Regions from separate parts of the Mus musculus genome. Here regions 1, 3, 4 and 5 are each linked to region 2. The links are chromatin loops, found by intact Hi-C in ENCODE. Cell type or tissue: left cerebral cortex. All regions are shown on one strand. Links, peaks and the distances in the headings refer to the core of each region. The heading gives the core; the rest is flanking DNA. Region 1 has its middle 100 kb from the start of Gm36251. Region 2 has its middle 46 kb from the start of Gm4657. Region 3 has its middle 20 kb from the start of Gm36540. Region 4 has its middle 97 kb from the start of Gm36251. Region 5 holds the start of Gm36540 (a long non-coding RNA gene).

What was found. Peaks named below come from ENCODE experiments on the same cell type or tissue, not always from the same donor. Only the 100,000 strongest peaks of a DNase experiment are listed, where the experiment ranks them.
Region 1: it touches region 2 in a loop (3-fold over the local background); 2 of 42 quality-filtered maps call a loop at or near these places.
Region 3: it touches region 2 in a loop (2.9-fold over the local background); 3 of 42 quality-filtered maps call a loop at or near these places.
Region 4: a loop joins it to region 2, with 3 times the contacts of the local background. A loop is called at or near these places in 2 of 42 quality-filtered maps.
Region 5: it touches region 2 in a loop (3-fold over the local background); 3 of 42 quality-filtered maps call a loop at or near these places.

Annotation. Positions count from the first base shown.
Region 1 is chr9:113,016,238-113,022,750 of GRCm38, forward strand. No RefSeq gene overlaps it. Among named protein-coding and RNA genes, the nearest start is that of Gm36251, 100 kb to the right of the region's middle. In left cerebral cortex, for the core only: a CTCF peak has its summit at 3,059 (motif pointing left); DNase peaks (open chromatin) are centred at 2,308, 2,942, 3,491 and 4,039; H3K27ac peaks cover 3,062 bases.
Region 2 is chr9:113,241,970-113,248,482 of GRCm38, forward strand. No RefSeq gene overlaps it. Among named protein-coding and RNA genes, the nearest start is that of Gm4657, 46 kb to the left of the region's middle. In left cerebral cortex, for the core only: no CTCF peak of the experiment used is centred there; a DNase peak (open chromatin) is centred at 2,862; H3K27ac peaks cover 3,550 bases.
Region 3 is chr9:113,485,512-113,492,024 of GRCm38, forward strand. No RefSeq gene overlaps it. Among named protein-coding and RNA genes, the nearest start is that of Gm36540, 20 kb to the left of the region's middle. In left cerebral cortex, for the core only: a CTCF peak has its summit at 3,773; DNase peaks (open chromatin) are centred at 1,379, 3,328 and 3,723; H3K27ac peaks cover 4,361 bases.
Region 4 is chr9:113,023,534-113,030,046 of GRCm38, forward strand. No RefSeq gene overlaps it. Among named protein-coding and RNA genes, the nearest start is that of Gm36251, 97 kb to the right of the region's middle. In left cerebral cortex, for the core only: no CTCF peak of the experiment used is centred there; DNase peaks (open chromatin) are centred at 2,770, 3,111 and 3,479; H3K27ac peaks cover 2,114 bases.
Region 5 is chr9:113,467,721-113,474,233 of GRCm38, forward strand. It overlaps Gm36540 (a long non-coding RNA gene), which reads right to left and starts at 872. Exons shown (of 5, transcript XR_379908.4): 1 at 752-872. In left cerebral cortex, for the core only: no CTCF peak of the experiment used is centred there; DNase peaks (open chromatin) are centred at 3,667, 4,274 and 4,632; H3K27ac peaks cover 4,552 bases.

The DNA of each region.
Region 1 (6,513 bases), core at 1,081-6,080, 230 kb before region 2:
TGCTCTTTCCATGGTACCTGGGATGCAGGAGGGACGCCACAGAACAGTAGGAACCAATGAAAAATAATAATAATTGGAGCAAATCTCTCATTTGTTCTTGTTTGCTGGTTTGGAAGCCCTTTAATAAATCCCTGAATCCATATGTGTCTGTCAGATTACCTCATTAAGTATGAATGAAGAGGAGTGTATTTATTCCGTAGCACATAACAAGCCTGTTTTTTAGAATCCTATCCATCCTTGACTTCAATCCTTCAGTAGAGAAAAGCAGATAAAGGCAGTGCTGTGAGAGAAGTCACGTGAGTAAGAAGTTTGTTAGATTGGTTCTCTGCCTCTGTGTCTTAAATAAGGAACCAGTTATGCCTCAAGGAGCTTTGGTCTTACAGATCTCAAATGGTGTTAATACCTGTGGTGTTTTAATGAGAATGCCCCACCTCACCTCTGTATGCTCATAGATTTGAATACATGGTCACCAGGGAGTGGCACTATTTGAAAGGATTAGGAGGTGTGTCCTTGTTGGAGGAAGAATATCACTGGGGATGGGTTCTAAGATTTTCAGAACCACAAGCCAGGCTCAATGGCTCTCTTTTCTTGCTGCCTGCAGATCCTGTAGAACTCATCTACTTTGCCTACATGCTGCCATGCTGTCTGCCATGACTACATAGGACTGACCTTCTGAAACTGTAAGCCAGCCCTAGTTAAATGCTTCCTTTTATAAGAGCTGCCTTGGTCATGATGTCTCTTCTCAGCAACAGGACACTGACTAAGACAGTGCCCAGAAGCTGTTATCATAAACTAGGATACCCTGCTTTAGCCTCTGCTTTATTGCTATGAGGAGATACCAAGACCAAGGCAATGCTTACAAAAAGAAGAATTTAATTGGGGCTTGCTTACAGTTTCAGGGGGTTAGTCCATTCATTATGGCAGGGAGTTGGGTGGCAGGCAGGCATGGTTCTGCAGCAGAAGCTAAGCACTTTACAACCTGATCTATAAGCATGAGGCAGAGAAAGAACTAACTGGAAATGACATGGGTTTGCGAAACCTCAATGTCCACCCCCACTGACACACTTCCTCCAACAAGGCTACACCTCCAAATCCTCCCCAAACAATTCATCAACTGAGCACTAGACATGTAACTATTTGCAGCTATGGGGGCCATTTTCACTCAAACCACCACAAATACCTTTTTAAAAAGATCTAATTACCAAGAGATGTGTGTGTGTGAGTGTATTAGAGAGAGGGGGGGGAAGGGGGAGAGGGAGGGAGAGGGAGAGTGAGAGGGAGAGGGAGAGGGAGGAGAGGGAGAGGGAGGAGAGGGAGAGGGAGAGGGAGAGGGGGGAGAGGGAGAGGGAGGATGGGAGGATGGGAGGATGGGAGGATGAAAGAATGAGAGAAAGAGAGAATGAGAGAATGAGAGAGAGAAGGATGAGAGAGAAATTGGGTTTACCTAAAACAAACTTGACTCACATTGCTGCAGAAGTGCCATTGTACCATGTAGGGTTTGCCACCCAGGCTTGAGCATGGGAAAGAAAGCATCCAAGACTCTGAGGGGAAAGGATAGAGTCTCTGCAACAGGAGTGTGGATGTCCAGATAAGGCAGGCCAGTGCTGTGCTCTTCTGTCTCTCTGGCCTCTCTCTTCCTGGTCACAGGAGCAACTAAAGTCACAGGAGAGACGTGACCATGGTCCAACTGTAACTTCTACTTATGGCTATAAGACTGAATAAGAGAGTCCCCGAGTTAGGAGCCACCAAAAAGATTCAACATGGCAGGGATTAGGAAAGAAAACAGGGTGCTCAGAACCTTGTGCTCCTATCAAGCTATACCATAAGGTAGGACTTCTGAGAAATAAACTGTAAAGATTCCATGCGATGTTCCCAAAAGCTCATGTGTTGAAGTCTTGATCCCCAACTGATGGATCCAGTTATGGTGAGGTTATTGACTCATGAGGTTTGGGGGATAATTAATGTTTGTAATTTCCAGACACTTGGAAAAGTATGAAATTGAGTCTGCCTTTCTCACGTGCTTGTCACGGCCACAAAAAGCAAATACAGAACCCACAGATGTTAAAAATTATATCACGATACTGACTGCTAGTTAACTTCTAAACTGGCGACTAGGAACACAGACCTGAGCAGACCCAATGAGCTCTGCTTAGCCTTCATAGAGGGACCTAATACTGACATTGTCCTTACAGAAGGTTGTTCTGAATTTGTGGTTTGAAGTCAACTAGGTAAGTTACTTGTTTGTCAGGAGTGTGATCCCTGATAAGTGGCCTGTTCATCACTGGGTGGCCTAACACCCAACCGTGCAGGAACAGCTCTAATTAGACCCAGTGGGTGTTTTTGTTTTCAAGGACATGAGGGAGGGGATGTGAAGGCTCAGAGAGGAGCTACATGGCATGCTGGGGAAGAGATATGTTTAAAATATATTATACACAGGCATGGGATTCTCAAGGAACATATAAAATATTTTACATACAAAACAATTGTCTTTATAGAAATTAAATCAGACTCAATTTCATGTTGTAATTTTCAAAGGGTCTGAAATATGATTCAGAATGCTTGTGGGAAGTGTAAGAAGAATTAAAAACAATTTAAAAAAACTGTTTGGAAAAGTCATTCTAGCAAAGAACAACAGGAAAATGACTAAGATGCTGAGATTTTTGGACAAAGGCAGCAGATAAGCTAGTATAAAAAATATTCCTATGTAAATGTCATAAATTCTTCAGAAAATAGGAGTTAGAAAATCTGAGGTGGGGAAAGGACATGAAATAGAGACAAGCAGAACTTTTAGTCCGGAAATGCAACAGACTAAGGTCTCAGAGAACTGACTCATGGTGACAACAGAAAGAGGAATGGGGAAAGTATGAGACAGATCAGTGAGAACCACATGAACCAAAGAAAAACCGTGTATACCAAAAATTAATTTAAAACACCACTGAGGGCTAAGGGGGGCAGGGTCAGCAGTCAAAAGTGCATATTGCTCTTGCAGAAGTTCTCTTCCCAGCACCCAGACGGCAACTCACAACTGTCCACAATTCCAGTTCCAGGATATCTGACGCCCTCTTCTGGCCCCCACACACAGAGTTCACAAACATACATGCAGGAAAAACATTCATACACACGCAATAAACAAATGTAAAATAAGCCAACCAACAGAAAGAAAGAATACAAGAATAGAATTTTCTGACTTTGAAATGTTTGTTCCTTTTAGTAAAAGCTGAACATTATCTCTATGAGATATGCACAGATATTCTGTCTTAGGCCCATATAATTTAAAGTACAGGAAATGTTTAGGGAAGACCAGGGTTGGGCCGGGGGGGGGGGGTCATGGATGTGTGGGAGGGATCATGGTCAGCTTGAAAAACAGGCAGTGAATGCAACAGTGGGCGCCACTCCGTGAGGATCAGTTTAGGGCAGCAAATTACTGCCTGCATCCCTGGGACCATCTGCTCATACCAGCAGCTTCTGAGCATAAACGGAGGAAATCTCGGAGGAAAATGTCTGCTCCGTCCTGGAAATAAAGCCAAGAATCAATTTAAGTGCCCAACTGGATAGATGACAAGAGTCTTTTCTGAAATAAACCTTTAAACTTTCTCTCTGTGAGAACAGATACCACCAGGGACCCTTCAGAGGAGAATAAAGCTGTCCATCTAAAACAGTCCCTGTGTTTCCTGCAGGAAGCCGGCACTAAAAAAGAAAAGCATCAGATGACCCTGGTCACAGGGACACTGAAGACTCCAGGCTGTTTGGTTCAGTGAATTTTCCTACTAAGTAAAAGATGTTCGATGGAAAACATTCCAAAAACAATCAAAGGGAGAAAAATAAAATTTCTCTCCTCCCACTGATTAAAGGTATTTCCTTTCGTAACCTATGTACATAATTTTACCCAGCTGTGGGCAACAAGAGTTGCCCAGTGGTTAGCACACTTGCTTTGCAAGAAGAGAAGTGGAATTCAGGTGACCAGAACCAACATAAAGGCTGAGCAGGCACCGAGGCTTTGCGTGTTCGCTCCAGAAGTAGAAACAGGAGATCCCCAAGGCAAGCTGTCTAGTTAGACTAGCCAGAAGTGGTGAGCTCTGGGCTAGCTGAGAAACGTTGCCTCACTAAGCTATGTAGAAAGAAATAGAAGAAGAAACTACATTTCAATTTCTGTATTCCACACACAAGTGCACACATATGCATACAGACCCAAATACACACTAGTGAATGTGCACATACATGCATGCACACCACAAACACGAACACATAAAAAAAATTTCTGATTATGGAATATTTTATGTTCATTTCTTTATTGGTGAATGTCTTAAAGTTTTACTGTTGTGAACAGACACTATGACCAAGGCAGCTCTCATAAGGACAACATTTAATTGGGGCTGGCTTACAGGGTCAGAGGTTCACTCCATTATCATCAAGGCAAGAACATGGCAGCATCCAGGCATCATGGTGCAGGAGGATCTGAGAAGTCTACATCTTCATGTGAAGGCTGATGGCAGGATACTGGCTTCCAGTCAGCTAGAATGAGGGTCTTAAAGCCCACATCCACAGTGACACACCTACTCCAACACTTTCTAATAGTGACACTCCCTGGGCTATACAAACCATAACACTGAACATATATCTAAGCACATACTAATGTCTTAAATAGTTGCTATAAGGGAGACTATTTTAATTAAGTCTCTGAAATCTAGCTCATCATAAAACATACTAATTTATTTTAGTTTCTTATTTATTCCTGTTTATTTGATACTACTACTTTATCATACACCCACTAGTAATAGTCATGTGGCTCATAAACTTAAGTGGCTCTTCCTTCATACTCTTTGGCGAAATTGCTGTAATGAGGCAACTTGATATGTAGCCAAACTATTTCTGGAAGTCTCTCTACCATGCTATGTACCAACAAAAGGAAAACATGTGAACCCACATTTTCCTAAGCTCTAGACAGCAAAAGGCATTGCATAGCAACCTGCTAATCTTCTTACCATTGTTTCTATTTTATGTATTCTACAGTTGCCACATTTCTTTAGAATTCACATGCAAGTATGCATGATGAGTTTGCACAAGGTATTATATTATCATTTAATATCATTTTGTTGACTTTTAATGACTGATATTTTCATTTCATTCATATATTTAATCTTTTCATTGGGTCATTTTCAACAAAACTTGATATAGAAAGGGAAATCTTTCACACGCATGCACACACACAAATAAAAATCATCCTTTTAAAAGAAGGCAGATCCTTCTACTGTAGGCATCTAAAGCTCTTCACTGTGCCATTTTTATAGCAACTTGAAAGTCAGTGAAATGGCAGAGGGGACAAATATCCAACTCAGTGCCAGTTCTCATACCTCTGTCTTCCCCTGTGTTCATCTTGTGAACCACATGCAGGACCTATTCAAGTTGCCTTAAATAGGATCCTATGTGCAGTGAAACATCTTACCCAGGCCTACGTGAGCAAAGCCAACATAAACCAGACCAGCCATCTGTCCTGAACTACACAAAGTCAAAGTACAGAAGTAGTCTTTCTCTAGATTAAAAGCATAAAACCAGTTTTTACATCATGTCAGACTGATGTATAGATTTCAGTGTAAGACAGAAGGGTTTGAGGTAGGAAAGAACTCCAGTCATAAAATGCATGACAACCAGAAGGCAGCCAAAGAGAACAGTCTAGAACTTCAGGAAAGAGAGCATCTCTGAGCTGGTCCATACCTAGTGACTCTGCCACACTTCACAGCCGGCATCTCGAGGGCACCTTGCTAGCATCAAGACTGAATGTATCTGGCTCTCTTTCTTGGCAGGACTGCTCACAGCAGGCACAAACCATCATGCACAGGCAGAGCTCAGCACTGGCCAGCTTGCAAAGAGAATTTAGCACTTGTGCTCACAGTCACTACCTTTTGTGGGCAAAGTCAAGAGGAGAAGAATGCCAGCTCAGCTTAGTATTCATCTCGATAGACCTGACTTCCCCATCAACTCTACCATTCTGAATCAATCCAGTTAATCTAAATGATGGTTCTGGGCTCTCTGGTTGCAATTATAGAGGCTGGGAAAGATTCCATGGCAACTGGACATGATATTTGATGAACAATTTTTAATTACTACGAATGCCTTTAATGAGAAAGGGCCTGAAATCCAGCAGAGCAATAATATGCATATTAGCTTTAGGACTGAGCCAGCTGAAAGCAACACACACACACACACACACACACACACACACACACACACGTGCCACAAGCTCAAAGCCAGTTATGGGCTTATCAGAACTGCAAAGCAAGGTCTGATGAACTCTGCTCTCTTGCCTGCAGCTCCTACATACCCAGCTTCTCCCATTATTTCATGGATGTTCTGATAATTACGTTGCCATGGGCATCCCAGAGTCTGGCTATTTGAGCAAAATTGGCCTCTCTGATCAAACTATCAATCTCTTGCTATCCTAAGCTCACAGCCTGAAAGGGGTGATTGTGATTAGTGTTTTTTCTTGGGAGATGAACTCTTCTCTGGCACAGATGC
Region 2 (6,513 bases), core at 836-5,835:
CTTATAAAGGAAAACATTTCATTGAGGCTCGCTTACAGTTCAGAGGTTTAGTCCAATATCATCAAGTCTGGAATCATGGCAGCATGCAGACAACCTGGTGCTGGAGAGGTAGCTGAGAGTTCTACAACCGGATCTAAAGGCATCAGGAAGGGAGTGCCACACTAAACCTAACTTGACCATCTAAGACCTCAAAGCCTACCCCCAGTGACAGTTTCTCCAACAAGGTCACAACTCCTAGTAGTGACATTCCCTACGCTATGGGGGTTATTTTTATTCAAATCACCACACAACCCAAAGAGAATTCTTTAGTCAGATTACATGGCGAAGTGGTCAGAATCTCCCTCCTCTATCTGAGACCGTTAACAACACTGCTTTCATTACTTTCAATGTCACCACTCTGACATCAGCAGGTATGGCATACCAAATAGATGTGATGCCTCTTTTCAGATGGTTGCTTTGGGTGTCCCTCTCAGTTTTGCCTAGCTCTGGAATGGAGCAGCCCTTTATTCGAAGAGAGCGGAGTTCCAAGATGTGTTGTATGGCGCACAAGCTTCCAAGAAGCTCCTTGGTGTTACCACCCTCCTCAGCCTGGGATCCAAGACTGGAATCATTGCTAGGAAGGGCTGCACTATGATCACCGCCCTCGGCTGCTTCTGCACACTGATGATTCTTCCTATACCACTGCTCTGCAGTCTAGAGAGGTTGGTTTAAAGCAGAGATATGCAGGTATCCTGTGCGATTAGAGGCCACTGCTTTTGCTGCTAATTCCATTGAGCTACTGAGCAGATACTGACAACTTAAGACCATCAACTTAACCGTATTTTTTTTTAAATGTATGAGTTTAGTACTTTTAACTTTGAGCTCCACCTACACACACCTGCTAAAGCATTGGATGATTGGAGGACAAGTAGTGACAGTCTCGGGGATGAAAGGGACCTAGGGGACACTTGAGGGCTCTGAGGTCCTCTTGAGGGATTTGCAAAGTCCGCAGAGTGTTTCATCCATGTGTCTCTCCTTGGTTTTAAACATCAAAAAAAAAAAAAAAAAGGCAGAGGCAACGTGAAAGGATGATTTAAGTTTCCAAAAGGAAGCATCAATGTGTGGACTTTTGGACCAGACTGTCCCCACCTGGGAAAAGGAGCGAAGCATGCATATTAACAGTGAAGAGATGAAAGCACAGTGGCTGTATTTGCAGCTAGGAGGCCAGGCAGTTTCACAGATACAACTAGAATGTGGACGGTGACCCTCTACTTCCCATGTTCTCACCATAGGAACTTTCCCAGGGTGCACTGTTGCTCAGCTTTGTCTATGAACCCCATGCAGAACACTCATGGAGCAAAGGGAACATTTTGCCCAAATCCAACTTGGAGAACCAATCCGCTTCCTTGGGTTACTTACCATAGCGCACTTAGGCAGGAGGTTGCTCACAGGGGCCCCAATGATGACACAAAACTGGTGCAGCCTGCACAGTTGGCAGGCAGTTACACCTTAGGTGATCTCCCTTTGCACCAACAGAGACTTACCACTTACATGACCTCTGAGTTTCTTGCCAGTTTCCTGAGTCTTCCAAGCCTCCCTCCTCCTACAAAAAGGGCATGTTTCAATCTGGAGGAAACAGCTACACAATAAATAGTCTTCCAAGGTGTTTATCCCCATGATAGTCTTGCTAAGCAATGATAGGTCATTGGGAAGGCTGAGGGGATGTCATTTAAGTCTTTCCTGCTCCACTGACCTGTTGATGCTCACCTCCTTTGGAATCTTCAGCATTTGGAGGTAATGACCAGAGAGTCTTTGCTGTTCCATCTTTGCTTTCTCTGGTTATTAAAATGCTATCACTAGGGTATGGTAGATTGGTTTGCAGGTTTTTGCTTTGAGACTTTGTTGTGATATAACAGAAAAATGCATTGAGGAAAGACCAGGCTTTGCCTTTTGATCACTTCCTAAAATAGCGCTACATCCCCAGGAAGCCACTCCCTCACAGCCCTAAGCAAGTACCATTCAACAGTGTACTATTCGGCTGAGCCATGAGGTTGTCTAAGTAGGGGACTATGAATGAGAATTCTGCCCATAGTCTTAGGCATTTGAGCACTTGCTTTCTAGTTAGTGGTGCTGTTTGGAACCATGAAGGCAGCAAGATGACTGTGGTGGTTTGAATAGTTATGGCCCCATAGACTCAAGTACTTAAATGCCTAACCCATAGGGAGTCTCACCATCACAAGGTGTGACCTTGTTGGAAGAAATGTGTCATTGTGGCATCAGTCTTTGAGGTTTCCTTTGTTCAAGCTACACCCAGTGTGGCACACAGTCTCCTTCTGGTATTTTCGGGTCAAGGTGTAGAACTCTCAGCTCCTCCTCCAGCACCATTTCTGCCTGCATGATGCTGTGCTTCTCACCATGATGATAATGGACTTAAACCCCTGACACTGTAAACCTGCCTCAGTTAAATGTTTTCCTTTATAAGAGCTGCCTTGGTCCTAGTGTCCCTTCACAGCAGTGGAACCCCTAACTGAGACAGAGTGGCCTTGCTGACAGAGATATGGAAGTAAATCATTGGTTGGGAAAATGGATTTTGAAAATGTACATGTTATAGTCACTTCCAGCTCCCTGTTTCTGCTTCCTGTTGATCGTTCCAGGTGTAAACTCTCAGCTTCTGCTCCAGTTTCCATGCCTGCACCCTACTGCTTCCATCCACTCTGCCATCGAAGACTCTAACCCTCTAGCAAACCTAAATACACTCATTTTCAATAAGTTGCTATGGTCATGGTGTTAGATCACAGCAATAGGAAAGCAGCTAACGCAGATCGCAGAACTCATTTCTGAATTGCAATGTTTTCAACTTAAAATGTGTCTATTGAGACATAATCCTTTCATTATCAAGGGTGCCTATGCATCCTGCAGAGAGATTATGATTCACTGTGTTGCTGAGCAACTTAGTCTGCATTATCTTCTCTTACAGATTCCAATCGAAAGCTAAAAAAAGTCTTATCTCACATGACTCCTCTTTACTAACTCTTAACAACTGTCATTGAAGAATACCAAGAAAAAAAGCCATTCAAAGTTTCCTTCTAGTGCCCAAGACCACCTTCTTTCTGGACTTTCCCTTTCACATTATGACAATTTAAAAGAACATTTAAGTTAGGGTGAAGGGATGAATCAATAGTTAAATTCGATCCTCATCCATCCCATTAGCTTATGGTCTATAATTGACTGCTCCACAGTCTTTGGATTATTAATTCCTTAAGATGAAGAACCATGGAGCTCACCATTGTGTTATATACCTTCTTGGAAAAGAAGCTTCTATGCCATTGTGCCTACTGTGACAGCCCACAGACAAGTCTTTCAGTACACACTATGTGGCTTGACACAATCTGGTAGCAGCAGCCTGATGTAGATCATCAGGACCTTATTACCGTGAAGGTCTGTTCCATGCCAACCTGCTGTCAGTCTCCTCCCCAAAATCGGATCCATACCAGAGAGGGTTCTGAAATGACTATGACCAAGGAAAATGAAGGGCTGCCTGCACAAAGACTAAAACCTGACTGAAGGTCTCTGAGGGAAAGAAATCAAAAAGCCCTGCATTGGTTTTCCCATGAAGTCTCCTGAGACCAGTTTAAATAAACATGCTTGAAAAAACTGCAAGTCACGATAGAGGAAGAGACCTTTCCTAAGTGAAAGCCCACATAAAAGGTCTTCCTAATGTCCATCTAGAATTAAACACTCAGAAAAATACACTTGAGGGAAAAAGGTGGAGTTACAGGCCAATAGAACATACAGGGATTAGTCTGTAGGAGTGGTCCATCATACTTCCAGACCAACCAAAGGATGCTCTTCAGTATAGACAGGGAAAAACCAAAGAACAAAGAACAACAACAACAAATTCATATATATATATATGCATATGTATAATATATATATATATACTTAAAATACAGGTGTTTTATAAAAAATAAGAACTAATAATCAGGTTTCTCATGGATTCAAATATGGAGACAGTTACAATCTGCAACAAATTTAATTGAAAAACTTTAACAGTACAAGAAAGAGTTGACAGTTCCTAGTAATAGACTTCAACAAGTCAAGAGTACACATTACTAGTCTCTAGAGGAAACAGAGAAATTATATGTAATGTATATGAAAAAGAAAGAATCAAATCAATTATTACAACATAAGGAGAAAGTTACATACAGTTTTCTCTCTGTATGTGTATACATGTGCAAATGTGTGTGTGTGCAAGTGTATATGTGTGTGCAAATGTATATGCATGTGAAAATGCATGTGTGTGCATGTATGTGTGTATGTGTGTGCATGTGTGCATATGTGTGTTCCTGTGTGTGCATGTGTGTATGTGTGTGTGCGCATGTGTATGTCTGTGCATGTGTGCATATGTGTGTGCATATGTGTGTGTGTTTGTATGTGCATGTGTGTGCATGTGTGTGTGTACATGTGTGTGCATCTATTTGTGCATGTGCATGTGTGCGCATGTATGTGCGCATATGTGTGTGCATGTGTGCATATGTGTGTGCATGTGTGTGTGCATCTGTATGTGCATATGTGTGTGCATGTGGAGGGGCACTGCATATGTGCATTCACACACACAGGAAAGGATTCTGGTGAGGTTTCTGTTGATCTCAGTTTTTCCTCTGATAACAATATCAGTAGACAAGTGTGTGATACCCCTAAAGCCCTGAGATAAAGGAGGTGTGATGCAGTAATTACACATTCTGCCAAGTCGTTTTTTAAAGATGACTTGAACTAGGAATGATTCTGAAATATGCAAGGACTCAGGAAGTCCCACATCTACTAGCCCTTGAAGAAAATCGTTATTAGGGTTATATTATATAATATTATATTATATAGTATATGTGTGTGTGATAAATCAAAATGAAGAAATGAAATTGAAATTCCAAGCTGAAATACTGATGATAGGTTTAAAAATGGAAACTGACAAGTACAGAAATCAATATTATAAAACCGCTTTGAAACATCAGATAACTAAAAACGTTAGAAATATTGGGGGCTGCAGAGCATGCATTTGATTTTGTTTTTACCTTTTATTGTACAGATTTCCAAAACTACATCCCAAAGTCAGATTACACAGCTGAAACATCATTTGAAATGTATATAAAAAAGAATCTTTTGACACTAATGTATTTCATTGGGTATACCTAACATCACACGAGATAGACAATTGAAATGAATTTACATTGAATTTTTCAAAGCAATTCTTTAAAACCTATATCTAGATACATCATTAGGTACCTACTAGTAAATAATGGAGAGCTGTTAGCATTGGAGAGAGGGTTTGAAAGGTGTTAATCAAAGCCTATTGTTGCCTCTGGTTTTTGTTGTATTTCTAGAAAATAAAATTTGGCTCAATTTGTATCTCTGGTTGATAAATGTTTTCTGAAAAGCAAGTAACATTTAAAAAATAATAATAAAAGTTGACCTGGTTGTATTGGCCCACATCATTAATTCCCTGCACTCTTGAGGCAGAGACAAGCAGATCTGTGAGTTTGAGGCCAGCTGGATTTGCATAGGTCCAGCCAGGGCTACATAGTCAGATCCTCTTTAAATAATAATTTAAAGAGACATTTTATGAAAGAGACTAAAACAAGCAAAAGCTGTTTGCGTAAGGAAGGCTAACATAAGGCAGCGTGCTTGTCAACAGGAGAAAACCAAGCCACAAGAGAACACAGGAGAGAGGCAGGCACCCAGAGCTCACCATGGAACAGAAATAAAGCTACGGAAGGGAAAGGTGTGCTCTAGTGTTTTCCAAGCACAAAAAAATTGAAACAACCTATAAATACCAATTTGCTAAAGATGGCAAGGTGATCTGTCCTCTAGAGGAAGAGGGACAAAAGTGACTCTAGTACATGGGCCTGACACCCTTCAGGTAAGTAGCCAGGAGGCAAAATACACTGCATTTGCACTTAGAGTGAGTTCTAACATTGGAATCAGGAGCAGGACATTCGAGAGACAGGATGTGGCACAGTAAAAAAAAATCTGTGAATAGGAAGCTGCCATATCATTTCTCTTCCAAAACCATCCGCCTTGGCTTTTGTCTCAGACCCCTTGAATAGTTTGTGCTGCTCTGTGGGGGTTTCAGTCACGTGGTTGCCTCAAATCCACGTGACAAACAGCACTTTGGTCCACCGTCTGTGGGAGTGCAAACTGAGGGCTCTGCAGAACTATATGGCAGTTTCTAAGGAAGTTGAAATACACCCACACTTACATCCCAGAAATTCCATTCCAGCCCATGTCCCCAAGAGACCTGAGTATGCCTAAGTTCACAGAATCTTGTATAAGCGTACTCATGGTAGCTTTATTCATAATTACCAAAGACTAAGGAACAAAATCAAGTTTCACCAACCAGGGAACACCATACCTATTCGCTGGAATGCTACTTAACCATTTAAAGGGGTGAGCCATGAAGCCATGGTGTAGCATGGAGAGCCCTCACAAGTATCCTTTGAGCAAAAGGAGCCAGACCCTAAAGAAAAGCGCACAGTATTT
Region 3 (6,513 bases), core at 1,055-6,054, 240 kb after region 2:
GTGTCGTCTTCTGGTTCTTATTGTCTGTCTCTCTTCTCACGTAGCCTAATCTTGTCATGCAGGCTCCACCTTATAAACCTGTCTAAACAGACTTATATCCCAAGGGCCTTACTTCCAACAGGAGGTTAGGCCTCCGCATAGGAACGCTCAGTTCATAACAACAGCCTCTTGAGCAGTCCTCTGTGAAGATAATTTTCCATATCAGACCCTTAATAAGGGTTGATTGGCTAATTTTCCAATGACGTCTCTAATACAGATAAGCACAGAATCCAGAAATTAGACCTGCAGTTGGCTGAGGTCAACCCTGCTGCTGTCTGCCTTAGTAAACAAGCTATACCCCCAGTGGTAGGCAGTCTTGGGAGTCAGGGGACCCTGGAACATCTGCTAAGACACTGCTTCTTGGCATGTCTACTAGAGTCTCTTCAGAACATGGACATTTGATTCCATGAGTGGGTAAGACCCATCCTCACTGATTGTAGGTGGGCATCTTATGGCACAGAGGTAGAGTAAAGGTGGATCCTGGAGCTGGGGCACCTCTCTCATCCTTCCCTGAACATCAGAAGCTCAGACTTTTAAGCCATTGGCTTCCTCAGTCCTGGGGCCACTGGATCTGAACAAAGCCACGTTTAGTTTCTCTGAAAGGCCAGCTTATAACGCCTCGGCCTCCATTAGCCACGTGAGACAATTGCCATAGGGAATTTCCTCTCAGAGATTAGATGAGGCATAAGGTGTAGACATGCTGGCTTGGTTTTGGGGACCTTCCCTCCCGTCTGAGCAACCCCAGGCTCAGTTCACACCTAGCTCGTGCTTGGCTCTTGTTTTATTTTCTCTGTCAGTGTCTAAACCAAACTCGGTGCTCCACTTCATTCTCACCAAAGCCTCTGACTTGTGAATGGCTTGAAGAAACAAAAGGGAAGGGTCCCAGTTAGGGTTATAATTGCTACAACAAAACATCATGGCTGAAGGAAACTTGCGGAGGAAAGAGTTTACTGGGCTTATAGGTTCCATACAGCCTGCTTCCATCAGGGAAAGGCAAGGTGAGAAAGGCAGGAACCTGGAGGGCAAACCTAATGTACTTTGCTTTAAGTAAGGAGAACACTGCTTACTGGTGTGCACCCTGGGGCTTTCAGCCTGCTCTCTTATACACCCAGGACCACCCACCCAGGGGCAGCCCCACCCACAGTGAGCTGGTCCCACCCATGTCAGTCATTAATCAAGACTGGCCTACAGGTGATAGGATGGGGACATTTTCTCAATTATGTTTCTTCTTTCCAGATAACTTTAGCTTGTGCCACATTGACAAAGAGCTAGCCCGTGCATGAAATCACCATAGAAAAGCAGATGGAAGAGCCTCGCCTCCCTTTCCTTGTGCCAAACCCCACAGCAATGGATCACTACTGCCTCACATTTCCCCGGGGAAACAAACAAGGAACAAAGAAAATCTTTGTGCCTACAAAACAGTAAGTTCCTCCCAGCTGTGGGGACCCAGTCTCTAAAACTGGAATCTAGAATACGCAGCGTTGACTGTTGGGATAAAATATTATACTCGAGACTGCTCTGAAGCCAAGAACATGGTGTCAGCCCTGGCCTTCCTCATTCTGGTGACCAGAGACATTGAAATAACCCAGGGGTCATCCTTCTCAAAACAGCCTTTCAACACAAGAGTGGACAAAGGTTCTAATGGCTTCCCCAGCCTGAGACAATGAGAATGGTAGATGGTAGAACTTTGAAGTGGGTTTATATTGGGGGGATAAGAAAACAGGTCTTTGAGATTAAAGCCAGTAAGGGAAATCAAAGGTGATGTGCTGTGGTGATCACAAGACACAATGCTGGTTACCATGAAGAAGAGCTTCCAGGGCTGAGCTTCTGAAGGGGTGTGTGTGTGTGTGTGTGTCTGTGTGTGTGTCTGTCTGTCTGTGTGTGTGTGTGTGTGTGTGTGTGTGTCTGTGTGCATGTCTGTGTGCATGTCTGAGTGTGTGCCTGTGTGTATGTCGGTGAGTGTCTGTGTGTGTGTGTTTGTGAGTCTGTGTGAAGGTATGTGTGAAGGTGTGTGAAAGTATGTATGCAAATGTGTGTGCAAGTGTCTGTGTACAATATTTGCACCACAGATCTTCACATCTCACATCCAGAGTCTGTCTACTCACCAGTCACTCAAAATGAATCCCCTCCTAGCCATTTTCTGGAAAGCGAGATTGGCAACTGTTCCTTTACCCAGATAGCTTATAGTACAGACAACCTAAGGGCAGACGTTACCATAAGGCCTGAGTAAAGTCTTTCTGGAAGTTCTGGGAGGTTTATAATTCAGAGAAGACAAGTGGAGTTCGGTTTTGGACACTGGCTGTCTAAGGGGTGTTGAAAAGAGAGTCCCAGGGGTCCCTTGCTGGCAGGGTCTGGGTCCTGGGCTGGATCCTCATTCACACTGTGCTCAGAGCTGACATATCGTATCAGGAAAAAGTAGTCAGGCAGCTTCCATTCCAGCTCCATCAAGCCTCTGTCGTCCTTCACACTCAGAGGGTCTTATTCAGGGTCAACATGAATAGAGAATGATGTCGACTCCAGTTGGGTCTGAAATGATGAGGATCTGGTGCACAAGACAAGGTAAGATTACAGCCTTTCCTGAGGTCCTGTGACCGCAGGCCACTCTCCCCTCGGTCATACATGAGGATGCATGTGTACTAAATCATGAGGCTGGAAGTACAGCACCACACCTGTACACGTGTCATGTGTTCCCCTAGCACAGAGGCTGGTGTGAAGCAGGAGCCCTCAGCCCACCGTGGATGGAAGCAGTGATCGCTCTTGTTCTCCAGCTTCATTAGGGCTCTCACACCCTCTCGGCAAGACACTGATGTAGGGGAAAGCAGTGATCTCTGCTAAGCCCACTTTTCCTCAGTGGAAAGCTTGTTTGGGGGACCAGAGAAACTTGGTCATTGTGATATGAAGTTGGAGAAGGAGCACAGATCTCCGACGCCAGCCAGCCTGTGGGGGCTTTTCTCTTCCCCTTTATCCAACCATCTCACAGCCAGCTGCAGGATGGGGGTGTGGCTTTCTCAAGGTGGAGCCCAGAAAGCCTAAGGTGCTCAACCACCTGCTCCCTCCCTCCCTCCTTTTCTCTCTGTGCTGGACCAGAAGCCATCAGCCAGACTCTACCTCCACTCTTCAAAGTTTGACCAAACTTTGCCATTTCTACATTTTCGCAATTTTCTATAATAAGCCTGCACTGGTTTTATAATGGGGAAAAAACCCACTCTACACTGCTCAAAATAAACTCGTTTCCTAAGGTGACAAGAAGACTCTCCACCCTCACTGTGCATGGCTGCAATTCCAGGGAGTTTATTTTGGCACCGAAAACGCCCACTCCAGAGTCCATATGGCCTGAGCATAAGTAAGTTGTAGTCTACTTTTTAAAGGACCACGCACAGACTCACTCTGCACTTCAAATAGGAAGACGAATTTATCAAGATCCCTTTTTTATTTTTTTGGAGAGGGGAAGTGAGAAAAGAAAGTCCAAAAGATCTACAAAAGTAGAGCTTTCTCCTGTATGTTATCCCTAGAGAACATGTGTGTGCATGTGTGCATACATGTGTGTATGCATGTATGCATGACACCAAGGACCAACCAAAGCAAGTCTCCACTTTCTGATGATGCCTATGTAGGAATCAATTGGACCAGCTTGGGGATGTGACCCACAGCTCTCCAGAGAGGGTGGCAGGTATTAGACCTGGGATCTGCAGGGTGATGGTAATCTTTGTCTGCAATGCTGAATCTCAAAGGAAGGAAACAGGGGGCCAGCAATATCGCTGGGGGTCGCTGTTGGAGAGCTCAGCTATTCACAAAGAGCTGGATGCCACATGCAGATTAAAATCCATCATAAAGCAAAAACACTGAAATTTCATTTCTGAAAATTCACAACTCCTTTTTCTTGTTCAATTTGAAACAAGGTCTCACACTTCAGCTCAGGCTGTCCTGGAACTCACTAAGTTCCCATGGCTTCAAACTGATGACAATCCTCCTGCCTCAGCCTTCTGAGCCTGAGGATTATAGATACCACAGGTCGCCATGCTTTTCTCGCTGTCGTCTTTCTAAAGCAGCACCAAACCTCTGTGAGTAATCAGAACTTCCTTCCACCTATCATGTAAACTTTAGGATTTGGGTTCTTTGTTGTTGATAAATTACATAGAAAAAGAACCTGGCTCTTGCAGCCTACTCCCACCCCCACCCACCCACCACCACCACCCCCCACCCCCACTCCCACCCCCACATGGCCAAGGCTTCATATCGGCCTGTGTGTTTCCTGTTGCGCCAGATGTGAAGTTGGGGTCACCAGCCACTGCCACTAAAATGACTCTCTTCCTTCCCACTCCCTGGCAGCTTAGCTTTGCCCTCAGCCTAGCCTTTGAGACAACACCAAGCATTTCAAATCAGCTCATTCCCCCACGCAGCTTACACTGAGTCTCATGGTTCATTGCCTAAACTCTGGTCACGTGCTCATTTCTCACCTCTCAAAACAGGGTCTCACACCCACTTGCTGCTTTTCCACCATACCACCAGCACCTTGAGGAAAAGAAGAGTGCAGGTAGAAGATGACCACCTTCAGAATAAACAAAAATGAAATAGCTCCTGCCTAGTCTTACCCTTATTTTTTATTTAAGCCTGTACAAAGAATATGTGGATAGAAACACATGCACGAGACCCATAACTGGGTGGACACACATGCATGGGACCCATCCACAGTGTAACTAGCACACTGTTCATATGTTTTGTTGGAAGCGTTGGATAATAATAAAGAACAAATTTGGTGCAGGTTGGTGGTAGCTGTTAGTGGTGGTGTTGCATATGTGGTATATATGCACATGTATCCACATGTGTGTGTAACTGTTTTCACATGTAGAGAACACAGAAAAGCATCGACTCTCCTGCTCCACCACTCCCCACCTTTTTCCCTTGAGATAGGATCTCTCACTGGACCTGGAGCTAGAATGATGGCCAACAAGGTCCATCAGCCCTCCTGCCCCCTACAGTGCTGGGATTACAAGCACAAATGTAGACATACCCTTCTCTTTACACAAACTCAGGTTCATGCTTATACACTGCCTTTGTTAGAGTTTCCACCAATGTGAAGAGACACCATGGCCACAGCAACCCTTATAGAGGCAGACATTTAATTGGAGCTGGCTTACAGTTCAGAGGTTTAGTCCATTATCATCATGGCAGATAACATGTAACAAGCAGGCAAACATGGTATTGGAGAGTTAGCTGAGGGTTCTGATGGTACCTCCTAGGAGTGACACTCCCTATGGACCTATGAGGGCCATTTTACTCAAACCCACATATACTCGGTGCTCTTAACTACTGAGTCATCTTTCCCGTCTCTAGGTATTTATTAAGCCACTGCAATTTCTAAGGTGAAGTAGTTTCATCCTTATAGGAGAAGCAGTGGTGGCCACCTCTATGTAAACACCAGGGCTGCACAGCTGCAAAGGCATCTCCTGCAGGGGCGGTGGGGGGGGGGGGGGGACGGGACTCACCGAGCACTGCCTGAGAGACCAAGGGTTGTTGATGCAGACAGTGCTAGCCAATCGGGAACTACTATTTAGAAGAGATCCTTTCTTGGGACCAATGGGGCACGGGTGGAGCAGAAAGAGTTGGGCAACAAGTAGTCCAGTGCACAGGTAGCACATCCCTAAGGCTTGAAATGTGCCAATGGCACAGACAACAGTAACCGAGGAAAATTCAAGGTATGTGTTCTGGGTAGGAATTTCCAAAGGTCACTGTGGCCAAATCTCTCATTTCCAAACAGGTATTTGGCTTCTAAGAGTTGGTGGAAAGCAACCAGGCAAAATCTATATTTAAACAGAGATTTAGGCTGAGGCTAGGAAGGCAAAGGGATGGATGGTAACTATGTGAAAGGGGAACTATCAGTGCACAGCACATCCTAGATGCTTAATCAAGCACAGATGTTTTCTTAAACCAATGATTAAGAAAAAAAAATTGATTCCATCCATTTGCCTGCAAAACTCAGGATGTCCTCATTCTTAATAGCTGAGTAGTATTCCATTGTGTAAATGAACCATATTTTCTGTATCCATTCTTCTCTTCTATTGTGGGACATCTAGGTTGTTTCCAGCTTTTGACTATCACAAAGAAGGCCACTATGAACATAGTGGAACACGTGCTCCTGTCGCATGGTGGAGCATCTTTTGGGTATATACCCAAGAGTGGTATCGCTGGGTGTTCAAGTAGATCTATTTCCAATTTTCAGAGGAACCTCCAGTTTCATTTCTAAAGTGGTTGTACAAGTTTGCAATCTCACCAGCAGTGGAGGAGTGTTCCTCTTTCACTACATCCTCTCCAACATGTGTTGTCACCTGAGGTTTTGATCTTAGCCATTCTCATTGGTGTAAGGTAGACGACTCTTAGGGTTGTTTTGATATGCATTTCTCTGATCACTAAGGACTTTGAACATTTCTTTAACTGTTTCTCAGCCATTCGAGATTCCTCAGTTGTGAATTCTCA
Region 4 (6,513 bases), core at 630-5,629, 220 kb before region 2:
TTGTCTTTTCCATTTATTGTTTAATAAATAATATAACACATAACTTTCTGAGCACAAATTTTTAGTTTACTATAATGTGCATAGGGTTCATGTATGCTGTTTAAATTTAAATTTAAAAGAATACTGTTTAAAATTGTTATATAATATTCTGTTGGATAGATTTGCAGTAGGTTGTTTGGTTATCCATCCACCAAGGAAATGAGTTACCTTCAGTTTGTAAGGTTACCAAGCATACTGTTATAGGTATTCATTTATCCAGTGAAAAATTCATGACATTTTTGCACAAATGCAAGTTTTATTCCTATATGCCAAAGAAATAAAATGTGCTGTGCAGTGACTATATTTATTTCTTTATAAAATTATGAACTAAATTTTCATTGTGGCTGTCCCAGTTTGCATTCCCATCAGAAATGTCTGGCATGTCCAGGCACTCTCTATCTTGAACACAAGGTTGTTGCTTTGGGTTTATTTCATGGCTTTTGCTATTTCTGTTTTTTGTTTATTTGTTTGTTTGTTTTTGTTTGCTTTTCCTTTTGAATACGTGTGCATGCTCTTTCATTAGATCTTTAACTTCCAGAAACTCTTAGGACTTTAACTGACTGGAGATAGGGTTTCCTGCCATGGGTATTTTTTATGTTTCTTTTCTCTTTGCTACTGTGTCAGTGAGAAAGTTTGCTGACATTTCCCCTCAGTTTTGTACTTTAGTATAGAGTATAGGGGTTTGCTATGCTGTATGTCCTACATTAGACAGCAGACTCAAGCATTCTTTTCCCTCCCATACTTTTCATTTCTACTCTATTACCAACCCATATCATGGATTTCACAGATCAAATATTGCATTTCTTGATGCTAGGACTAGAAACTTTTGTGTATCCAAATATTACTTTTTTCCCTAAAAGTTCTATACTATTAGGGTATACATTTAGTCAATGATCCATTTTGACTAAGTTATTGTCTAAAATGCTAGATATAATTCAATATATATTATTTATACAAGTTTGGTGAGTCATATCTATGTCCTTCAATATCTAAACTTGATATTTTACAGCCTAGCAGTCCATGAAGTGATGAATGGATAAAGGAACTATATCATGCATTCACAATGGAATATCCTCCAACCATGAGGAAGAACAAAGCTATGTTGACCTAGAGAAAGAGTGAATGTAGGGATCACCCAGTTAAAAATTACAAACCACTGTAAGGAAAACTGATACATGTTTCCTCTCATATGTGGAATCTAGATTTTCACAGACAGACAAGCAGACATGAAGGAAGGAGGTTTAAAGGGAAAAAGAACAGGAAACAAGCTGGGACAATGGAGGAAGAAAAGAAAAATATCAAATGCTTTCTCTTCTATAAGGTATCTAGATTCAAACAGACTGAGAGGACAGGATATGTCAGGGTGAGCAGGATACCAACAGGATAGAGAGGGAAAAGCACAAAGAGTCATAATGCACAGGCATGTGCGTGCCATAAGGAAGCCTGCCATTATGTATACTTACTAAAAATAACTTTAAACTCTATGATATATTCAGGTTATCTGTTTATTTGATGTGTTTCAGTAGTTTGTGTCTTTCAAAGAATTAATGCATGTTTAGGCCACTGAATACAGAATCATAGTGAAATCATTAAAGATAAGAGAAATGCAGACCAAAAAACCCCTCAATTGTCTGGTTAGTGCCTATACATTTTCTATCTAGGAGATTTTCTGTTCACACATTGAAGAATGCACATCTTGCTTTTGTGGTGTGAAATACTCAGCAAATTTCAATTTGGTAAAGTTGTTGTAGGGTGTTTGGCAGTTATTGATAGTCCTGGGATTTCTTTGTCCAGTTCTTCTATTAATTACTGGAAGATTTCCAGGGGCTCCAGCTAGCACTGTGGGGAGATTCTCTTTGTCTTCTTGGGTGTCCATCTCTAATTGATGTTATTGGAGCCATTGTTGAACATGTATATGCTTGGGATGGCTATGTGCTTCCGATGGATTGGCCCCTTCTCAGTAAATCACTTTTCTCTTTATCCTTCACTAACGGAGTTCATATTGTTTCATGACATTCATATAAAAACTTCATTTATTTATCTATTATTTTAGAAAATCTAAAATCACAGTAACAGAAAGCTGAATTATGGGATAATAGTATTAAGGGGTATTCTCCAGGGACTTGAAGACTCATTTGCAGGAGTGTTTAGATCCACTGTCTTGACTGTGGCTTTATGTCCCAGATGTATGCAGATGCCAGATCTAGCTTAAATCACTTAGACATTTATTAAACAAGTTGTTTTTAATCCTACTTCAACCATGGAGTTTTAAAACTCAAGCTCATTTTAACTGACAGTTCATCCTTTTTAAGACAACCCTAACCCACTGCAACACTGTCTAAGATTTGCTTACAGCTAGTAGGAAACCGATGAAGATAGAAGGACTGGAGATGGGCAGAGGGGAAGCAGAGGAAACATAGGGATTTCTAGGCATTGCATCCTGCTTAGTTTCCTCCGATGCATTTGTTTCCATCCCTTGGTGTAACTGAAGAGAGCAGCAAGGAGGAGGACAAAAGTCTGAGGTGGACAAGACACAGCAGGGCACCTGAGATACCTCCTCCAACAGCACACTCTCCCTACATCTCTGGGCAAGTAACAAAACTCTAATACATTTAAATTTTCAAAAACTGGGGAAAAGAAAAAAACAGGAACAAGCTAAGATTCTGTTTTCTACAATGGAGTGTTACTGGGTGACCAACACTCTGGAAATGGGCACTGTGCCCAGGCATCCTTGGTCAACACAAAATAAACTTCAAGTTTTTATGAGTTGTGTGTATGTGTGTGTGTGTGTGTGTGTGTGTGTGTGTGTGTGTGTGTGTATTTAAGACAGAGGGATTAAGTACATAAACTCGAGTGGGTAGAGAGATAGGAAGTTGGGAAAGGAGAAAAACATGGTCAAATTAAAACAATATTTTTAATTTTAAAGGGTGGGGGGAAGTAAGCCCTTCAGAAGAAGAAAATAGTAGAAATGTTTGATGTTTCAATGAACCTTCAGCCATGACTGCATCTAAAACCCCAGCAGCTGCTAAGTCTTCATTTAAAACGTCCTTATGGTGCATTCTATTCTGGTGTTTACACCCTGGGTAAAGACATGGGGAGAAGCAAAATATGTTAAAGAAAGCAGTAGGGGGGAGATGAAGGGACACATATATCAGGAAAGAAAACTGGGTCTTAGTTCACGGTCACCATTGTCAACTTCCCCTATTAGGTGGCAAAGAACAAAAATGAACATTACCAAAATATTGACAAAGCCTTCCCAAGTCCAAAATAGAGGAAATGAGAGCAATGAGGGTTTCCTCGGCAGCAGTTAAAATGGAACCAGTTCTCAATTTGGAGCAGAGATACTTAGAGAATGCATTTATTCTCATAAAGGGGCGGAAAGACTATAGGAGCCAGAGGAGCAGGACATCTGCTATGAGCCTGTGCTGTCTGCACGTGACAAGAAAGCTGCATCCATGAGGTCTCAAAGTACAGCCATCTAAACAGAACTTGGACAAGGACAGCGCCCAGGTGACATGCCAATGCACATAGGTGAAATCTCGTGATTTCCCAGCCCTAGAGGAAGAACTACAGGCAATGGGTGGCTGCTGAGAAAGGATGTGCCTTCTCCAGGGACAGGCTGCCTGCTAGGCTGGTGATCCAATCCCAACTATTTCTTCCTAAACCCATGCACACATGAGTAACACTAAATGGACTCAACTGTGTGTGTGTCTATCTGTCTGTCTGTCTTATGTCTGTGTCTCTCTGTGTGTCTGTGTCTGTGTCTGTCTGTGTCTGTGTGTCTGTCTGTGTCTGTGTGTGTGTGTATGTCTGTACATGTATGTGTGCATCTGTCTGTGTCTGTCTGTTGGTATCTGTGTATGTATATCTGTGTATATGTATGTCTCTGTATGTGGTGTGTATCTGTGTGTCTGTGTGTGGTGTGTCTGTCTTGGTGTCTGTGTGTGTATTTGTGTGTCTATGTATGCATAGTGTGTGTCTGTCTGTCTGTCTGTCTATCTATCTGTGTTTTGTGTCTGTGTGTCTGTGTATGTGGTATGTGTCTGTGTCTATGTGTGTGGTGTGTGTCTGTCTGTCTGTTTGTGTCTGTGTGTCTCTATGTGTGTGTCTATGTGTGTGTGGTGTGTGTGTATGTCTATGTCTGTGTGTGATATCTGTGTATATGTATGTCTGTGTGTGTGTGTATGTGCTGTGTATCTCTGTGTTACTGTGTGTCTGTGTGTGTGGTGTGTCTGTCTGTGTCTGTCTGTCTGTCTCTTTCTCTGTCTCTGTCTCTGTCTCTCTGTCTCTCTCTCTGTCTCTCTTTCTATCTCTGTGTGTGTGTGTGTGTGTGTGTGTGTGTGTGTGTGTGCGTGTGTGTAACAGAATAAGAAGAGGTCATGAGTTTGAGACAGAGTATTGATTGGGTCATGGGAGAAGCTAGATGGAGAGGGTGGAAATGATGCAAATGCAGTAATGCTGTCTGAAGTTCTCAAAAGACTTTAACAGTAAGGGCAATGAGGGGGTTGTGAGCTTGAATCCAGGTCCCAACACCACCAGCTGATTAACAGTAAGCAACAGACTTAATTTAATTAGTCCTACATTTTCTCAAAGGAGAAGAATAGCCCTTGATATTATTTTCAGTTAAAACCGAGAAGAAAAAGTGGACAACAAAGAACTCAAGGAACACAGGAAATATGAGAAGACTCCATCTTACAAAGAAACACAGGAAATACAAAAGTATGGGCAAGGCAGCAGGAACCATGGCCTCACTCAGTGTTGCCACAAATCCAAGAGCTGACAACAATTCTCAGTAATTTTAAAGCTCCATTTAAAATCTTGAATTGACCCAAGAGTAACTTCAATTGGTGTCATACATTTTGTATCCTGTTAGGGTGAGGGCACCTTAATGTACTATCTCAGTGGTCACAATAAGAGAAGGTCATTGCCTAAAATGTGAAAGACAGTGGCAGTGTAGAAGTGGCACCATAGATGCATCCACCCTCGGTGGCAAGGAGCAAAGGCGAGCAGGCAAAAACAGCCTTGCTTTTCCACTGGATCTTTTCTACGTAGAAACCAAAAGTAGGTTCTACCTCTTTCTGAATCCTTCCAGGGAAAACCTTGCAGACCCATGTGCAGCATGTCTCTTAGTTGATTCTGGATCCATTCAGGTTGGTGATCATCACCAAGACATTAGAACAGAGTGTCACCGGCATAGCACGTACATGAATGAAAACTAATTTCAAGTGAGAAGCACAAGGGTCTTGGGATGCAGAAGTTCAGAGGACCTGGCTTTTCCATGTTATAAAAACTCCAACACAAGCTACTCTGGCTTGATTTCAACTATAAACTCCCAAAAGGCACTTGCCTTAGTCTCACCTAAAAAGAAGTGGCCTGTTTTCTTCCAAAACTTTTTAAAGAAAAAAATACAGAATATAACCAGAGATGGTCAGATGACAATTCTAATTGTGGATGAATTCTTGGGAACAAGAGAAATATATTTGGGGTGAATTTGCTGTACTGATCTTCATGTCAACAGCCAAGGGTTTACTTTAACCACTGTTTCGACTCTGATTCGATTATAAAATAAGACATGTTTAAAGCCAATCTGCCCTTGGGTTCACTAAGGCTCATTCTGTCTTTTTAGATGCCTCAATGGTGAGTATACTAGGAGCTAAACAAGGCCAGCACAGCTTGCCTTCGGGGCTAACCTCCAGAAGAAACAGTCTGCATTCTGCAGAGAGTGAGTTGATTTATGGCCAATAAGCTGTTGAAACCCCATGCAGGCAGTTCACACCATTGATCTCAGACCTGCTTTTGACAGTCACTTCCTTTGGAGACTAGATAAGTAGAACTGAAGCTATTTCCTCTCCAGGTGTAAGCTTGGAGTCAGCAATATCAGATTTTTCTGGGCGGTAAATATGTAACTGTCAGGAAATAGCATGGGAAAACTATTCATCCTCTCCATCTCAGATTGTAGCCTTTTCTGGAGTTTTGAGGAGTGGAGATGCTACAGCACAGAGGAGGGGACAAATGGACACCAAGCTTCATTAATTACTCTTCCTATTTCCATCTGACCTTAGCAGAAATTGGGTTGGACTCTCCTCGGTGGAAGGAAAACAGGAGACCTAGTATTGGCTTGCTGTGTCATTTTGCTTCCCAGCCAGGATCTCAGGATGGATTTAAGGAGGCCCCTCCTACTGATGTTATACAGTCAAGAAAATACAAACCTCATCCCATCCCTGCTGTCAACACGGGAAGGGCAGATATGTCACCTAGATCTCATCTGTGCACTGCTCTTACCTGTGACTATGAATCTCTGGTGCTGTAAGATCACAAGCCCAGCTAGAGATTAATCACCTAAGCTGCCATATGCACTTGAAAGTCAAATTGACAGAACTCAGCAGTGCATGCAGTCTGCAAACAGAGTCCTGCAGTGCTTCTGTCAGTGGGGACATCTGCCCAGGAGCTAAGCAGAGTTTCCCTGTGTGGAAA
Region 5 (6,513 bases), core at 860-5,859, 230 kb after region 2:
ATTTTTAAATACTAGGTGAATCAAAGAGAAAATCAAAAAAGGAGACTAGAAGATAATTTGAGCTGGATGAAAATGAAAGTGCCATTGATCAGGGTCATGGGCTATAACAGTGCCTCCTCTATCAGTACATCTGCCTCCCCCAATAGAACACCTGCCTCTTCCATCAGAACCCCTGCCTCCTCCATCAGAACACCTGCCTCCTCCAACAGAACACCTGCCTCCTCCTCTGATCACCTGCATCAGAGAAGAAATGATACCAAGGTCCAACAGAATTCTGTGTGCCTTGGAAAAGGAGAACAGCTTAAACCAGAGCACCAAGGAGATAGGAGGTAAAACTGGTATGAAAACTTGATGAAGCAGAAAACAAAAAAGCAATAGGGAAATCAAACAGAAGTTGATTCTCTAAAATGATCAATACATTGACCAACATTTTAATTAAGATAAGCAAGAAGAAAGATGAGACAATTTCTCAAAACCAGAAAGGAAAGGGGTGGCACACGCTAGGTGACCTGGGAAGATAAGTCAAGTAGAATATCTATTTCTTTACGTTGTTGTTTGGTTGCTATGGATTGAACCCAAGGCTTTGCCTGTACTAGGCAATAAATCTGTGACTGAATTTCAGCCCCAGCCTCATTCATTCATTACTCATTCACTTATATACAAACACATAAACAAAGATAGATAGATAGATAGATAGATAGATAGATAGATAGATAGATAGATAGATAGATAGATAGATAGACAGACTCACCAAGTTACTCAGGCTAGTCTTAAACTCTGAACCCCAGCAAAGCCTTGATTGTGAAATCCTCCTGCCTCAACTTCCTAAATAGCTCAGATTATAGAGCTGTTAATCACTAGGCCTGGTTAGTTATGAGACAGCATTTTGAATAATTTTTTGCCAACAATCTGGATGAAATGAACAGATTCTTAGAAAGACTCAAATTGCCAAAACTTAGAAGGAAACAGAAAATCCAAACGAGCCTATTACTAGTCAAAAAAGAAAGTTGAATTTGTAACTGGAAGGATCTCACCACAAGAACTCCAGATGGCCCTGCTTTTGAGCTCTGTCAAACGTTTAATGATGAGATAATACCAAGTCTTTAAAAATTCCTTCAGAAAATAACAGAGAGGGAAGCATAGCAAACACTTGTTATGAGACTCTTCCTGGAATACCAAAGTGTACAAGGACTCCACAAGAAAATGGCAGACCGGTAGCCTCATTGATACAGTCACAAAAATTCTTAACTGAATTAGCAACCTCTAAATCCAGCAACACAAGAATATGCAAAACAAACAAACAAACAAACAAACAAACAAGCCCTCAAGTCACTACCATTTAATAACAGCCAGTCTCTATCAGTGGTGCACACAGAGTAAAGAGGCCACACTCCACCAGGATATTTGCACTCATATTTTATTGGAGCACCATTCACAATAACCAAGATATGGAATCAGTGAACAACCAGGTAAAGAAAGGATGGTGCATATATGTGTATATAAAGAGAATGAACAAAGACACACATAGTAGAGAAAGGCACGGAAGGCAGATGTAAACTCAAATCCTCTTTTGCAACCCAGAAGTCATTATTCAGTATGAACTTTGACACATTTGGAGGAGCACGACATGCAAGGCAGATGAGAGTGAAGATGACTATGGTGCAGATAATGAAGCTTGTCTTCAACATGAGGTTGGGAGTTAAAAACACCTGTCTATTGTGAATGGATGCTTCCTTCAATGTGCATTGTGTATCCAATACACAGATCCCAGTCTTCTGTGCATGATAGGAGTGAGTGGTCTCACTCTGAGGAGACATTTGGAATGTCAATAAGTATGAGCCAGATGAGTGAGTGGACTCATTCTGAGGATGCATCTGGAAGATCAGTAAGTAAGAGGCAGATCAGCCTTAAAATGGTTTCCAGAGGACATTGTTGGAAGAAATCTGATGCCAAAGATCTCTTTTAGGGAACCTTGAAGTTGTTATGAGTATGTCTGCCCTTAATGTAAATAGAGTTAAAATAATGATGGGCTGATGGCACAACTGGATTAAGCATCAATTCTTTAAGAAAAGGCTACCTTAAGAAACCTCAGATTCAGAGACTATGATGGACAGCAAAGGAATCACACATAAAATACTTAAAAATTATTTTACTCATTTTAATCTATTTGTATTTTATTTACCCAAATAAATAAAAATAATGGAGTCCAATAACTTGAGACACATAGTTCAAATCATGTGACATGAAATGAACCAAGCACAGAATACATCTAGTGCATGTTCTGCCTCACCCAAGAAAGTTGGGAAACAGTAAAATATTCACAGAAGAGATGAAAGTATTCATTATTAGAGACTTGGAAGGCATAAGAAAGGAGAGAGAAAACAGAAAAAGGTTAGACTGAATATCAAGATTTTACTACATGGAGAAATAGTTGTAGTGTTTACAATATTGTTGAATAATATTCATCTATAGCAGTTTATGACCTATGTCTAAGTAAGTAGATAACAAGCAACTCCAGTTCCCAAACACACAGAAGTAATAATTATTAGAGGAAATGGAAATGCTAATTGCTAGGGCTGGAGAAATGGCTCAGCAGCTGCTGCTCTCGCAAAAGACCTGGATTTGGTTCCCAACAACATAGCAGCTCACAACCATCCAGTTGCAGAGGATCCCAGGCCTTGTTTGGCCTCCATAGGCACCAGGCAGACACATCGTACACACAAACCTACAAGTAGAAAAAGAAAGAGTCATTAATGTTTCATATTTGTATTCACACATCAAATAATTATGGTGTACCAAATAAACATGTTCAGATATCAGTAACCCATTTTTAAAACATCTTGAAGAGAAGTAGGATTCCGGATTCTTAGCAGGATCAGGAGGTGGAGACTGTTCAGTTATCTTTCACTGCAGAGCCAGGGAGTAGAATGAGGGACAGCTTACACAGAAGAAGATGAAGCATTCCTAATAATAGATTATATGTAACCTGGCAACGTGTTTATAGAGGGGTCTTCAAAAAAAAAAAAAAAAGAATGAGTTTCGGGGAGAGAAAACGAAAGAAATGGAATGTGTTCTGCTCCCAAATGCCCTTCATGTGAATTTCCAGTGCAGGTGCATGAGGCAGCAAGACGAAGAAAAGAAGGTGCAGTGCAGACAGGGACATGACAAAGTCTCAGAACGTTTATCATAGAGAATCCAAAGAGTGAGAAAGCAAAGTGAAAATTATAAACTAAGATAGAGGATTGATGGATGACAGACAGAAGTCAGACAGTGACTCATTACTTATTAGTTTGTTTTCCTGTCACTATGATAAAGTGCCATGGCCAAAATAGCTTAAGGAAGAATGGGTTTATGTAGGCTTACAGTTGGATGATAGACATCTATGGATGATAGATAGAAGAAGTCAGACAGTGACTCATTACTTATTAGGGTTTTTTCCCTGTCTCTATGATAAAATACCATGGCCAAAACAGGTTAAGGAAGGATGAGTTTATATAGGCTTATAGTTCCAGGGGGCTGGAGCCCGTCATGGAGAGTAAGGTATTGGTAACAGAAGTAGGAGGCAGAGAGTAAGAACAGGAAGTGGAGCAAGGCTATATAAATCCTCAAAGCCCACCCCAAGTGACTTCCTCCAGCAAAACTCCTCCTCCTAAAGGATCCATAACATCCCCCAAACAGTGTCACCAGCTGGAAACCAAGAGCCTATGGGGACATTTCTCATTCAAACCTCCACAGACAGACAGATAGATGAGAAGGAGGCAGATAAGCTATAGATAGGAAATTTGCCTTCAAAACATTGAATAACTCACTCATTTCCTTCCTAACTGACCTTAGAATCATATAATTATTTCCAAGGGTAATTTCTAAATGCTTAATCCAATTTGTCCAATTATGGACTATGTGCCTGTGATGAGTAAGCTATCACCAAGTAACCTGATAGGAACCTTTATTTGAAATTTAATTTCCAGTTTCAAGTGAAATAGAATGGGGCATGACTTGTTACAGGTTTCAGGGTGATGTGAAGAATGCTTTTAGAGAGTTTTATCATTGATGAACCTACAGACTTAGCATCAAAATTAAAATGAGACTGATTCTTTCTACATAAGTATGTCAGCCTGTTTTTTTTTTCAACTATTTTTATTCTTATTTTTTTTAAACTCTAGATCTGGTTTCTTTCTCTTAAAAACTTAAGTGCAAGCTGGCGAAGCCCGGATACGCCTACATAAGCTTCCCTTGGAATGTGCGAAAGGATCGAGCAGATTGTGAAATAACCTTGGGTGTGCCAAACACGTGAGGCTGTTTGCTTCTCCCTTCCATACAACTCCCAAGACTTTGCTCAAAACAGAATTTCACTGGGGGAAGGGGAGATGACAAATGAGAACTTCAGGATAGTAAGTCCTCATCTACTTACTAACATTGAATAATTCTGATGCTTTCTGTCAACTAGAATAGAAAAGTTTCAATGTCTTCGTAGTGTGATTTAAAAAAAAAAATTCTTGGTTAAGAAGAGAAGTCTATTCATGTGCATTAGAAGCATTATGATCATAAAAGGATATCTTTATGATCACAAAAGGATACCCAGATAGTCCTGTAAGGCCAAGGCTGTGTTCATATCAGCTGATTCTGAGTCTCCCCTCAGAGAGTTACAGTAGAGACTGGCTGTCTGGACCAGCATCTTCTTCTGCTTATCTTCTTACTGCATCTCTGCCCCTCTAGAACAGGAGATGTCCCTACAAAGCCATTCCTACCAGGAGCTGCATCCTACTAGATCCCCAGTCATCCTTTCAGAGAATCCCCTTGCTAGAAGGACACCTGGACCATGTGTCCTATGGCCCCCACACTAAGGACAACTTCCTCTTGAAAACTACAACTACTGGCAGATCAACTATGGTAATGACATCAGGGACTGTTTAAGAACATGTCTGTGATGCCAATGCTTGGGAAGTGGAAACAGGTAGATTAGAAGGTCAAGGTCACCCTCAGCTATACAGATAGTTTGAGGTTGGCCTGAGCTAAAAGACAGCCCATCACAAAGAAAAGAAGAAGAAAACAGGGTGGTGGGGCTAGATAGAGAGGGTGCTCTAGCACTTGCAGAGCAGTCATGAGGTCTAGAGTTCAGATCCCAGCATTCACAAAATAATCTGGGCATCCCTGAGCACACCTATAACACCTGTCTCAGGTAGGTGGAAACTGGAGGATTACTGGGGTTCGCTATGGTGGTTTGAATGAGAATGGCCTTATTGGCTCAAATATTTAAGTGTTTAGCTCCGCGTTGGTGAAATATTTAGGAAGGACTAGGAGGTGTGACCTTGGAGTACGATTTGAAGTTTTAACAATCCACACCAGACCTCCCCTCCCCCTCTCCTTCTCTCTCTCTCTCTCTCTCTCTCTCTCTCTCTCTCTCTCTCTCTCTCTCTCTCTCTTTCTCTCTCTCTCTCTCTCTTCCTTCTACTTGCATTTGTAAGCACTCAGCTACTGTTCCAGGGTCATGCCTGACTGCCAACACCCTCCCCACCATGATGATCACAGACTAACCCTCTGAAACCTCTGTCTATTATATGCTGTTTTAAACTCTTTCTTTTATAAGTTGTCTTGGTCATGGTGTTTCAGCACAGCAATAGAACAGCAGCTAAGACACAGACTGTCTGAGAAAACAACTCCAGGTTCGTGGAGAGACCCCCACCTGGAAGGAATAGGTGGGAGCAGTCGAGGACACCCAGTGCTCTCTTCTGATCGCCACATGTGCCTCTCAAGATTGTTAAGATTTTTAAAGGGCTATAAAGGTGAAATATTTACTGAATTGAATAAGCTTTTTAGGATACACACACACACACAACATTAAGAGTAGAGTAGACATATAATCTATCTATCTGTGGATGGATATCTACCTACCTGTGGATACCTACTGGTAGGGAAGAAGGGAAATACAGGGGTATGATGGCATGGGGGTGTATTATGGAGTCTAATATAAGCAAATTACAATCGTAAGTATATATAAAAATTCATAATGAAACTACCATTTGTATGTTAACCAAGAAAATAAAAGGATGAAGCACTATTAGTAATACTTAGCACCTGAAATGGCTCACCATTTATTGAGGAGGTAATGGCAAATCCACACAATTAAATACCAATTACTAATTATTAATGGTTATTTTAAGAAATACTACAAATAATGTTTCACTTATATTATAATAATATCCCACAGATATATTCACTAGAATGAAGAGGCATCCTTGCTGTGCACTGTACAGCATACATTTATTAGTGAAAATTAAGAGATGTAGTAGAGTTCACTTTCACTTTTTACACACTCTTAAAATCTTGAGAGTTCTTCTTACCGGTTGGGACATTTTCTGGATATATGCCCAGGAGAGGTATTGTGGGATCCTCTGGTAGTACTATGTCCAATTTTCTGAGGAACCGCCAGACTGATTTCCAGAGTGGTTGTACAAGCTTGCAATCCTACCAACAATGGAGGAGTGTTCCTCTTTCTCCACATCCTCGCCAGCA